Linked DNA regions of Homo sapiens: region 2 is linked to region 1. A link is a contact called in ENCODE Hi-C or POLR2A ChIA-PET data. All regions are on one chromosome and are shown on one strand. Each heading gives the region's core, a stretch centred on a gene start or an enhancer-like site at or near the end of the contact. The rest is flanking DNA. Distances are from core to core; before and after follow the strand shown.

Evidence for each region. A loop is a pair of places that touch in the nucleus more often than their neighbours do. ChIA-PET counts read pairs that join two places held with the same protein, here RNA polymerase II (POLR2A). Pooled maps may share reads with other maps.
Region 2: a pooled map shows a loop between it and region 1 (2.4-fold over the local background). The contact joins two enhancer-like sites. A Hi-C loop is called at or near these places in 1 of 37 single-sample maps with no recorded cell type and 4 of 50 pooled maps. POLR2A ChIA-PET finds 5 or more read pairs at or near these places in 1 of 52 experiments (activated CD4-positive, alpha-beta T cell).

Annotation. Positions count from the first base shown.
Region 1 is chr4:38,311,034-38,317,567 of GRCh38, forward strand. No RefSeq gene overlaps it. Among named protein-coding and RNA genes, the nearest start is that of LINC02513, 53 kb to the right of the region's middle. Within about 2 kb of position 2,303, at least 8 of the 41 ENCODE cell types and tissues checked have a DNase peak (open chromatin) inside an H3K27ac peak, as active enhancers do.
Region 2 is chr4:38,945,334-38,951,867 of GRCh38, forward strand. FAM114A1 (family with sequence similarity 114 member A1) reads left to right here. Exons shown (of 15, transcript NM_138389.4): 15 at 1-406. Among named protein-coding and RNA genes, the nearest start is that of MIR574, 81 kb to the left of the region's middle. Within about 2 kb of position 3,483, at least 10 of the 41 ENCODE cell types and tissues checked have a DNase peak (open chromatin) inside an H3K27ac peak, as active enhancers do.

The sequences.
Region 1 (6,534 bases), core at 1,053-3,552:
TTGTGGAAACTTTCTGTCCCTGCACCTGTGAAATGTGCTTAATGGATTTTGGAGACCTACGGTAAGATGGAAGATGATAGTCCTCAAAGGCCAGGAATCCCAAGGTGTATTACTTGAGCCACTCCTAAACCCAACAAAATTTCCCTTCTAAATTGCTATCCGCTCCCAAATAAGTATCTTAATTTAGCTAATTTTGTAGCCTAATGGTGAAGCTACAGACGCTAAATGAGAAAAGCCTGGATTAGAATTCTGCCTTCACTAAAATAATATCTGTGTGATCTCACATTCCTCCTTATCTGCAGATTCAGGAAATAGAAGCACCTGCTTTCCACTTTTCAGGGTTGTTTTGAGGACTAAATGAGTCACTGTGCATAAAGTATTTGGTGTGTTTTAAGTATTCCATAAAGGTGGGCTCTCACTGTTATTGTGCATTTGAGCCACCTTTGCCTCCTACCCCTTGTTTTGGGTAGGGAGTGGGTTTCTTCCTCTTGTGATGGGAATATTTCCATTTACCTGTGTTATACAGTCTTGGTTCTGGGGTTTGCATGCTGAGTGTAGCAGGAAGGGAGGAGGAAGCACTTACTTCTAAAGGGCACAGAATAGTTGCCACCTTCGTTAGCTATTCCTTTTCTATTTCCTATTCACCCAAGAGGAATTCCATGCATCTCCTCGGGCGTCTAGCACCGCCAGCGAGCAAGAACACACACCTCATTCCCTCCGATTAAAATGAGTAAGGCAAAGGGATGAAATGTTCCTTTCGGCACTCACTCAGGTAAATTGGTTCTCAGTGTTTAAAAGGAGAGAGGGGGAACAAGAATGATGCTCTGTGCCAGAGTTCTGTGTTAAGTGCTTCCAGTCCTCTGGCAAAAGCAGACTGTGCATAGCCCCACCCAGGCTTGAGGAGACTTCTCCCCACAGCATCTGTTTAAAATAAAAATATTGCCGTATGTCAGAGGAAGGTTTGAACCTTCCCACTGCTCCTCTCTTGCTCCTTCTGTCATAATGGAGGTAGAAGATTTAATGACAACCTTCCATTCCAAGGAGGAGAGACTAGATTCAAATCCTGTGATGGGGAGGAAGGACAGGAACCTAGAGGCAGAATATTGAATTCCAGGCCTTGTTCTGTCCTTTATTAGCTTTGTGAGCTTGGAACAGAGACTTCATCTTCTAGAAAGAAGTAATCTTAAGCTTAGGGTCCTTGATTGTGTCTTGCTTATGAGGTATCTTTGCCAAACAATTCAATGTGATTCTAATCAGACCACTAGATCTAACTACCAGTTTACAGAAAATACAGGGAATGGAGGAACATGTTAAATGACACCACAGTGATATAATCAGCAAAATCTAAAAGGTGAGAAATTTACAGGGCAAATCACTCTCTTTCTTTAACAAGAGAATGTCAGGGAGACAAGGAGGCCTATATAGCTGATAGAGATTTAAGAGAGTTGATCAAATGCAATGTGTGAACTGCTTTTTCTTCCAATGCAAACAAAGCAACTGTAGAAATACATTTACAGGAAATCTGAGACATTTGAAAGGGTTTGGATGTTTGATGACTTGAAAAATTACTGTTATTTTCTTTGGAAGTAACACTGGTAGTGCCATTGTGAAAGTTCTTCTTGGAGATACATACTAAAGTATGTATGGATAATAACAGAATAATATGATACAGAAATAGTATGTGTGCCATTTACTTCAAAATAATTTAGTAATAGAAGACAGATAGGGAGAGCGATGATGTAATAAGATCTGTCTTGTGTCGATAATTTTTGCAACTGGTCAATGGACTTATGATATATCCTCTCTAATTATAATATTCTCTCATTATAATATTCTCTCTAATTTTGTGTATGTTTAAAATGTTCCATCATAAAAGGTTAAAGGTATGAAAGAATGTGGGCTTTGGAGTGAGGAAGACTGCTTGGATCTACTCTTATTGGCCCAATTAACCTCTAATTCAGCTCCCTCATGAAGGAAAAAAAAAATAGCATCTGCCTCATAGGATTGCTCTAGGTACAAGGAAAACACTTGTCACCATGCCTGGCATGTGATAAGTGACCAGTCAATGTTAGCTGTCATTATTAATAAAACAAGAGATTTGGTTTAGACTCATTATCTTCTGTAGTTCTTTTCAACTAAAAGGGTCTCTGATTTCCAACCTATTTCATCATGTCTTGCTTGGCCCTGTTTATTTTCTCTTCTACTCCACATTCATGTTTCTGGAAACTAACTTCCTCTAACGTTCACCTCCCTTTGCCCAAGGCACCTGGACTCTTCACCTGGGCGGGCAGGTGTCAGTTCCATAAGGCGTGTTGGACTGACTCCTGGATTGGCAGGTGCAGGTTTCTGATTTCTTCACCTGTTCACTCCCTAGCTGGCTCTTTTTCTTGTAGCTTCCTGTTACCTGAAAGGAGAGCTCAGAGCTTCAGGAGGAGGGTAGAAATTGGAGTGGAGAAGGGCACGCAGGATGCAATTACATCCTGACTCTTAGCATGCCTCCCCAGCTTCCCCACCCTGCAGCTCGGCAGTGGACAAGAGTCAGACTCCTGGGTGCCTGGCCCAACTGTTTCTCCCTGGCAGTGTGGAACTGGGCAAGGCACTTGATTTTGCTCCTTTGTAAAATGGGGACAATAATACCCATGTTTTTGTTAATACAAAGCTAAGAGTGTAAACTCCAGAGCCAGACTCCAGAGCCAGGTTAGAATTTTGGCTCCACCTTGTATTAATGGCGTGATTTTGGATTTCACTGTGGCACAGTTTCCTCATTGGAAAATGGGAATAGTAACAGGATCTACCACATAGGATTATGGGGAGGCTTAAATTGAACAGTGCCTGGCACAGGGAAGGTAATCAGCAAATGCTGGTGGTTGTTACTGTCTTCATCTTGCTATCCTGTTGCACAAAGCATGTTGGGAGCTCACTCCAGTGCCTGGCACCTCACTCAAGCCCTTCTTTCAGGCCCGTTTTATTTCCAGACCAGCCCAGGCATCCACCCACCAGCAGTTGGGGCCAGCAGGGTGTACAGTGAATGTGTCACAGACCAAGGTCATGCAAGGAGAAACACTGTCACACCCATCCCAGTTTCAGACATTTCCTTTGCCCCAAGGCACTTTGGACTGTAATCCTTCCAAAGATGAACCTGGGGTGGGGTAGGATGGGACAGGGAGGAGGGAAGGAAGGACAGCCACGCCCTATGGGCTGTCACGTCTTGTGTGAAGTAAGTGACTTCCCCCAGGAAGACCAGAGAGGGAGGTGAGGCTGGAAAAATAGAATGAATCACCCCACCCTGGCTACACCCAACTGCTCCTATGGGCACCTTGAGGCCACAAACTGTGGGTCAGGAAGGGGCCCCACCACCTGGTGCCTGGAGCTGTAAGTTACTCCCCTCTTTGGAGCGGTGGTTTAACTCCTTAAAGCTTCTGACTCTGACTCATTACTCAGCATTGGATGGAGCCCAAGACACGTGGAAAATAAGGATGGAACCCAAGAAAACAAGAAGGATGGGAAACAACAAGGGATTCAAATCACAAAGGCAACAGCCCTGTGAAAAATTTTTCTTGAGCTAAGCCTGGTGGAGGGGCTTGATGTAGGCTAGGGTTACCCAGTGTCCTCCCTCCGAATTACAGGGGTGGGGATGTTTGGTCCCTGGCTCTGTTAAGGCATCAAATCTACTTTATGACTTAAGAACCCACACTCATTAATATACGGTCCTCCTCACCCCCTGTCCCCGTGACCTCCCCAGAATATAGAATTGTGGGCAGGGAAAGTTGTAAGGACAATTGGGCCTTGTGCTCCCTCCTCTGGGTGTTGAGAAAGATCTGGAATGGAATTAGCTTTGTGGGGATTTCCAGGTGCCGAATCCCTGGAGCATGTTCGAACTGAGCTGGGCTGTTTTCACCTGCCTGATGGGCGGCAGGCCAAGCCACACCCAGTTGTGCCAAGTCATGGGTCCAAAGTGTTTGTCACAGCATCTCAGCAAAGATGTCAGGCTGGATTTAACAGAAACAAAGCTAAAATGATCAACACCACCAAAAGCCCAGCTATAGGGAGTGATCTATCTTTCGGCTTAGTATATATTTGAAAATGTAAGATAAAGAAAAATCTTACTTCAGAGTAAAAGGAGTATGTGATTTTGAAGATCTGGGCATTGGGGTCTCAGCTCCAATGGTCAGGGCTGTGCGTGAGGAGAGAGGCTGGTGAGGAGAGCTTTGTCTATAGCACAATAGTTGGGGGGATTTTTTTCCTGCCTTCGACTTAATAAAGACAAAGAAAGGATTTGTTGAAAATGACAGAGCCTACTCTCCATAATGAGAACCATATTATATTTAGTATAGAGAGAATATATGCAACACATTTTAAAGCAGAGGTTTTACACTGCCTCCCTCCTTCCACAATATACTCAAGGAATACAACACTTCCCCAGGCTCTCTGTGGTTTTTTTCTCAACGGTGGAATGGGGATGTGAGGCCAGCGCTTCGGGAGAGGATGACTGTGGGTCTGAAAAGGAATGATATGAGCTGGATTAGGTCTCCTTGCTTGTAATCCCAGCACTTTGGGAGGCCGAGGTGGGTGGACCATCTGAGGTCAGGAGTTCGAGTCCAGCCTGGCCAACATGGTGAAACCCCATCTCTACTAAAAATACAAAATTAGCTGGGCGTAGTAGCACATACCTGTAATCCCAGCTACTTGGGAGGCTGAGGCAGGAGAATCTCTTGAAACTGGGAGGCGGAGGTTGCAGTGAGCCGAGATTGCACCACTGCGCTCTAGCCTGGGCGACAAGAGTGAAACTCTATCAAAAAGAAAAAAAAAGAAAGAAAAGAAAAGAAAAGAAAGATATATTGGGATCCTAACCCCCAGCATCTCAGAATGTGACTTTATTTGCAGATAGGGTCTTTACAGAAGTATCGAGTTAAAATGAGATCCATAGGGTGGGCCCTAACCCAGTGTAACTGATGACCTTGTATAAATGGAGAATTTGGTCACAGACAGACACACACAGAGGAAAGACAACGTGAAGAGAAACAGGGAGAAGAGGGCCGTCTACAAGCCAAGGAGAGAGGCTGGAACAGACGTGCCCCTCACAGCTCTTGGAAGAAACCAACCATGCAGACACTTGAATCTCAGAGTTCTAGCCTCCATTACCATGAGACAATAAATGTCTGTTGTTTAAGCCACGCAGTTTGTGTTTAAAGGCAGCCCTGGCAAATGAATACCAGGGACAACAGTGATTCTGTAATGCACACTGTCCCCCAACCCCCCAGCCCTCTCCTTGGGACCTGCCATGTCAACAGCATGGAGACTGCAGGGCCCCAGGTCTGTCTCCAGTTCCTCCGCATGAGCCACTGTGGTAAACCCATAATCGGTGGGTGGGGAGACCATCTGTGCTGGTCTGATCTGTCTTTTCAAGTCCAGAGCAGCTTCTAGATAGCTTTTCCCTGTGAATCGACTGGCTGCCTCAGTCAGTGGTTGGCAGAAAATCCCAGGCTTCCCTTGGCTACAGCCATGTCTGGTTCTGGTTTCACGAGGGACCTAGGTTTACGGGGCAAACTGATCCAACTGGAGCCTTCATGGCTAGAACTCTTGTGTTCTCTGTCACAGTTGAGCTGTCTGGAGATCAATTCTACAATCCCTGCGGTTCCCAGGTAAGAGGGGGATGGTATAGCAAAGCCCACCACCACTTCCAGAAAACCAATTCAAAACGCACTAGATACACTCTCTTTATTGTAAGACTACAAAGAAATAAGAATAAGAATACACATTTTGTACTTTGTATTTTCATAAAGAAACATAGGTAGGGTTAAAAAAAAGTAATAAAAATGATTTACCAACAAGGGAGAAAAGGAAGAGGAAAGATTGGATTAACGGAAAGAAGTGGCAGCTAGTATACTTCTCAGGTATACTATATTTTAGAATTTTGACTTTTGAGTCATGTAAGTGAATGACCCACTCAAATAAAATTTTAACTTAAAAAGTGTACTATTCATGAAAAGGGGCCCAGAGTCCCATTTTTGCATTGGAAACACATCCTAGGCAATGTGTCCAAAGGTAGCTTGCTTTAAATGCCATATTACCCTATTTTAATAATGGTGATAGTCTATTTGTTTAGCATGAACGAGGGCCTGTAGAACCTGCTGGTCATAGTGCTATAATGGGCATTCAATGATGTAGCGTCATTCACAGGACCTTGATCTCTTAGTCTGGGCTTCCTAGGGAACCAGCTGAGTGGCCTTGGACTCAACCCTGTACCTTTCTGCTCCTCAATTCCTCATCTGTGACACAAGCTTAATTCACCTGTTCTGTGTGCTCATAGGCTGTTATCTGGCTCAACTGTGAAAACACTTTGAAATCACCATTATCATCATCCTCATGGTGGAGTTTTCAGTTGTGCATGTACAACTGGAAGCCATTGTGTCAGAAGCGTTTGAACCAGAGCAACTCCATCTTGAATAGGGGCTGGGTAAAATGAGGCTGAGACCTACTGGGCTGTGTTCCCAGGCAGTTAAGACATTCTAAGTCAATGGATAAGATAGGGTG
Region 2 (6,534 bases), core at 2,233-4,732, 640 kb after region 1:
GGGGCATTGTCAGTGGCTGCTTCTCCTGAGCTCCACGCCTTCATTGCAGCTGCATGTTCGATACAATACACCTGCTTCACAGCCCCATGGACATCCCTACAGGTACTGTCATGTGAAGCCTTGCCTAGTAGTTCTCTCCAGGGCAAATGAAGCTCACAGTTTTGCAAGGTGGAAACCTCTTATTCACATTTGCTTTGATTCCCCGATGGAGTAGACTGCCTTTGTTCCATACAGGCAAAGTAAGGATATTTTAATATCATCCTACTTCTTATTAGCATTTCATTTGTCTATGTACTGTATTTCATTTGTATGTCTCCTGAAACATCCAAATAGAGAACATAAGAACACTTTATGTACAATCTGGAAAAAAATTACCTGAGAAATCAATTAAAGATTTTTCCCCTTTTCTGATTGCCAGAAATGTTTTTATTAAGTCTAGAGAATGATTAACTGATGAAAATGTTGCATTTACCTCTTCATCAATTTTAGACTTTTTATGTGTAGGGCAGAGGAAATGATATAGATTTACAATTTCTTCACATCAGTTTTTTGTTGTTTTTTGTTGTTTTGTTTTTTGCATCAGATGGGTTTAGATATTAAGTGGAAATGTAAAAGAGAAACAAGTGGCAGGGCTCAGTGGCTCACACCTGTAATCCCAGCACTTTGGGAGGCTGAGGTGGGCGGATTACCTGAGGTCAGGAGTTCGAGAGCAGCCTGGCAGACATGGTAAAACCCTGTCTCCACTAAAAATACAAAAAAATTAGCCGGATGTGGTGGGTCGCGCCTGTAGTCCCAGCTACTCGGGAGGCTGAGGCAGGAGAATCGTTTGAGCCTGGCTGGCAGAGGTTGCAGTGAGCCAAGATACACCACTGCACTCCAGTCTGGGCGGCAGAGGGAGATCCCGTCTCAATTAAAAAAATAAAAAGAGAGAAAAAAAGAGAAACAAGTATTTCTCAAGGAGCTAGAATCCTAGACTTAGACTTTAAGCCTAACTGCACCTGTGTAGTGCGTGCATAGCAAAAACTTTAATGATAAAATGAAATATAAATGTTTAAAAGAATAAGAGATAATCATTCAAAAAGAAGTGGTTGGTGTCATTGGCATTGCACTTATCTTCTAATGCTGGAATGCCTAAGGTTGCCAGGTGAAGACAGGCTGAGAGATGATTCCCTGGGCCTAGTTCCATAGTCTGTGAATTACATTATTTAAGAGAGAATAATCACTTAAAATAGATCCACCTTCCAGGATTTCTTACAATACTGTTTTTCACCACCACTTTTAGGTAATTGTTTCTTTGCTTTGCTTTAAAATCTGGCAAAGCGCAGGATCCAGATCTGTGCAAATGTCAGTCAGTTACTAAATGAATGATTTAACAGGCTTACCTTGGAAGTTTTTTATTCCTTCAATAATGCTTTACATAAATTGCATTCATTTCATTCTATGCAATTACCCTGAACAAGCGTGCCAGTTTTTTCTCTTAACATCAAGTGCAAAATCAGTTCTAGTCTAAATAATGAATGTAGGCCTGTGCCTGTGCCTTATTAAATAAGAAGCATCAAAAGCGGATCTCAAAATCAAAGTAAAATGAGTTCAAGAAAAACTGCTTTCAGGTATTGATATAGACAGATCGAAAGGGCAAAATTGAGTCCCAAATCTTAAAGCATAGGCCTTAGCTTAAATATTATACCCAACCAAGAAGAGAAGGCTCTGTTTTCTCTGAGTGTCACCCTGGGCTGCACATCAAGCTCATAGCTAAATGAGCAGTGTGATGAGCTGAGGCCCTGGCAGGGGTGAGTGAGGATGTGCTACAGCCTCAGCAATACCAGCTAAGGAACTATGGACCTCAGATGAGGGCTCAAAGGGGTTGAAGGAAGTTCAGCCTTCGGCAGGCTGAAGTAAAGTGCTGAATACAAGGTAGGGGCCTGAATAGGGAAATAAGAGAGTTCCTTTGCGGTTTGTAGAAATTAGCTTCCCCAAGGTGCTCAGATACCTGGGAAGTCACCTTCTGCACAGGCGGGCCATGGTGTTTTCATGTTAGAAATAAAGGCAGACAGATTCCAATCATAGCCATCCCGGAGGTCCAGGATATAACATCTCAGGAAAGCAATTTAGCAACAATTTGAAATGAACATTTAATTTCTCATCTTTCCTAAAAACGTGTGTGTGTGTGTGTGTGTGTGTGTTGAACAGATGGGGTTGATCATAATACATGACTTCAAATGATTTAATTTTTTATAAAAGCAATTATTTTTCAGGGTTAAGCTAGTTTTTTCTATAATGTAAAAACTGCCCTTTGATCTTCCTCCTAAGTAAGCGTGCCCTACATTTTGATATGCAGATCCAGGCTTCAACTTGGTGTCTTAAATTACTGTGTTTGCAAAGGCTCATCAGAAGAGATCATACTGAAAATCCATTTTAGAACTTCAGTTTCGCTCTGGTTTTGTAGTTGATTAGAATTCATAACACCATAGGAGTCTATTCAGACCAGCCATTCTTCCCATAAAAGAAAAAAAGGATATAGTTAACCATGTGTTGTATTTTTCTAGATTATCTCATCACTTATGCAAGTTTATGTTCATTTTCTGTATGTCCATCTGTGCTGGATGGTGCACTAGAATATCTACTATTATCCAATTCTGAGGAAAGATATTCTATTTTTTTTCTTTCTTTCTTTCTTTCTTTCTTTCTTTTTCTTTCTTCTCTTTCTTTCTTCTTTCTTTCTTCTTTTTTTCATTTTTTTTTCTTTTGAGACACACTGTCACTCTGTCCCCCAGGCTGGAGTGCAGTAGTGCAATCTCGGCTTGCTGCAACCTCTGCCTCCCAGGTTCAAGCAATTCTGCCTCAGCCTCCCGAGTAGCTGGGATTACAGGTGCACACCACCACACCCGGCTAATTTTGTATTTGTTTAGTAGAGACGGGGTTTCACCATGTTGGCCGGGCTGCTCTCGATCTCCTGAGCTCATGTGATCTCCCCACTTCAGCCTCCCAAAATGCTGGGATTACAGGCGTGAGCCACCACACCTGGCCTATTTTTTTTTCTTAGACCCTGAAAATAATCTGAATTATTCTACCCTTTGAACATTTTACCTTTACCAATGATTAAATTATTATACCCCAAACAGTAGGAAATGTATTAATGGTATTTCTGCTATTTCTGGTGTCTGGGGTCATCATAGACTGGGAATAGAAGCTGATTAGGGAGGATCAGAATTTTGTGTTGAGATTTAAACTACATTTACCTTTGCATCAGAGTGAATTTTTCTCTGCCTGAGCTGTCAGCCAAAAAGCAATTGGATTATATCAGCCTGTGGTCACTGCTGACTCACTTGACAGGCTTGTCTCTTGTATTAGTCTCAAAGGAATTCTATATTGCAAAAGAAGAATATGTTTATTTCTTAAATGCCTTCACTGAGTGCAGAAGTTTAGGGTGATCCAGAGATGTTCTATTTCCCGGCCCTGGGTTTCACCGTCAGGCTTGGAAGCTGCCACTTGGAAGGAAAAGCAAGCACAGAAGCCAAGGCCAGATGGATGAAAGCTTGGCAAAAAACAAGGCTGAGCTTCTGCCTCTGAGTCTCTGCCATCTTTATCCTTTTTCTCTCTCAGGATTTTATTTTTTTTTTGGCAATCACCAAGTACCTGTCTCCAGGATCAGCTTTTAACATCCTGCCCCTCTTTTCCATATCTCTTATTTCCCTTCTCTTCCTCTACATTTTTTTGTCTTATTTCCCCATTAACCAGAAAACAATTCATACAAAAGATTCGGTCATAATCACCAACATGCATTTATTGTGTGCTGGGCACTGTGCTGAGTATTTTATTTGCATTATCCCGCTTCATCTCCGTAATCACCCTATTAGGTAGATATTATCATGTCCCTGCACAAATGAGAACATTGAGACCCAGAGACATTATCTACCTTGTCCAGAATTACACAACTAGTAAAAAAAAAAAAAAAAAAAGAGCCAGGATTCAAACTCAGGTCAGTTCAGCCTGACTAGCTAGCGAGCATTTTTAACTATTAGACAGAGCCTCCCAACAAAACGAATGTAACATGGTTATTTTTAGAGACACCTGCACGCTCAGATTAGCTCTAAGGTAGATTTGAGCTGTGAGGTAGATTTGTAGCTGAAAGATTTGGTTGTCAACTTTGGTTGTTTCCATGCAACTGAGAACAAACTGAGACTAAAGAGACACAGAATGCAGCCACATGAGGTTATTTGGCCTCTGGGTGGTTCTCACCACAGGCCTCTTCATCATTTCACAGACGTTTACATCAAGCAGTTTCCTGGTCATCATCGACTCAGCATCCTGTCTCACAGGTGACTTTGATATCACAAAAACGTCTCCATTTCCTTCTCCCTTCCCCTTCTCTGGTGCCAAGGAAGCCCATTTGTACATAACCACCTTCCTGAAAATCCTTAACCCTCTCCTACCTTCCCAAAGCGTGGGGTTTGTTTACTTATCTAGACAGCCTTTAAGCTGAATCTTCAGTACCAAGCTCTGTGAGACACTGATTGATGTTTAAAGAAGTACTGAATAATGCCTTTCTACCCCTGAACTTGTTTCCTGTTAAGCTCAGGAACTAATGATCATGGTGGTGGTGATAGTGATGTGATGATGATGGCATACTTACTGATCAGTCGCTATGTTTGAGACACAAAGTACACAGTCTCTACCTCTACAATCTCATTTAATCCTCCATATCAACCTTAGGAGATAGCTACTATTATTATCATTTCCATTTTACAGATGGAAAATGAAGCTCAGAGAGATTGAGTGATCTGCCTATGATTATCCGACTAAGAATTAGAAAAGCTGGGATTTATATCCAAGCAGTATGTAGAATGCTAAACATAGCCATGGAGAAGCAGATACCCAGTCATAAAGAAGAAAATTTGCTCATTTTTTCCTGGGTCTGAGTTCCCTTCTTTCAGCTAATATTTGGCCTCCCCCTCCCTGCTCTCTGTCCTGTGGCCTCAAGCAGAGACAAATTGCTCCACAAATCTTTCTGTCAGAGAGCCAACCACATTTCTCCTGCCAGCACCCCTGATCCCAGGAGAAAATGAGTGCCCTATGTGCCCTGGTCTCCCTCATGTTATAAACCTTGTATGTTGAGTGATTCATTTCTCATTGAAAAATATGATCGCCTTTCGACATTTCTGCAGGAGAGCTCTAGTCAACTCTCCTTGGGAAAAAAATTCCACTGGTAGGAAGTGATAAAGGACAAGAACCCAAATGATGAACTGCAGGACAGAAAGACCCCGGCCATTTCTCTGTCAGAAAAAATCATTTGTTCCCACAGGGTATCTTGATCAGGAAGGCTTCTCCCCCAGACATCCGCGCGGCTTCCTCCCTCGCTTCTTGAAGGTGTTTATTCAAAAACCACCTTCTAAATAAACCACCTTTCCCACCTTCGTATTTTTTTCTCTTCAGGACATACCACTGTCTAACATCCTTTATATCCTACCGATTTTTCTGTTATCTGCCTTGCACGAGGATGTAGATTCCAGGAAAGGAGGGATTTTTCTGTGTTCTGTTTGTTACCATATTCCTAACACCCACAGCAGTGCTTGGCAAATAGTCGGTGCTCAATAATGATTTGTTGAATTAACAAATAGGTCAAAGTCTTCTGTGTATAATCTGTAAACGCTGAATGAGAGAACGGAAATAGCTGTACTATAGGGTAATTTGTGGGAAAATATCTGGTTGAGTTACATTAGGAAATGTTAACTGTGAAGTAATGGTGCTCATTTTAATGGTATTTGGTGGTATAGCATTAATGATTATGATTGGGGAGCTTAGAAATGAGTAAGCTTTTTCCCAGTAAAATTAATACGATGTACTCTTTTTTTACTTTGAAGAATTTGCTGTTTGAGGGGTCTTTCAAGATTCTTCAGGGTAAGGTAGACTGCAGTGAAAATTCAGAAGCCCTGAAGAAGTTAATGGTGGTGCACAAATACTCTGGAATATTATGCAACAGTAAAAACAAATGAAAAGAATGGAATAGATCCCTGTAGTGACAGCTCCAAGATGTGTAATTGAGTGAAAAAAAAAAGAAGCTGTAGTATGATATTTGTCTACAATAACATCTTTGTACACACACACACACACACACACACACACCCCTAGAAGATCCGGAAGGATACACATGAAACTGTTAACATTGCTTATAACCAGAAGTGAAAGGGGGTGCCATAGGTGGGGGAAAACATCAGAATTTCACAATAATCAAAAGGGACTGCAATGTTATTTGCAATAATTATGTTTGTATAATGAAATATATTAATGGAATACTTATGTAACTAAATTTTTAGAAATCAAAACAGGAAGCAAAAGAAATTGCTTCTGATCAGGGAGGTAAGAGGATAGGGCCCTGCCAGAGACAGAAAGTGTAAAAACACACAGATTGTTTTTCACTAGAAGAGCCAGAAGTGTCCATGAGAGTGTCTAAATGATTTGAATTTATTTGTCATCGATGTGCCTGTAAGTTTCTAACACAAAGTTGATGACTCTACACATCTCTCCTTGCTTTCC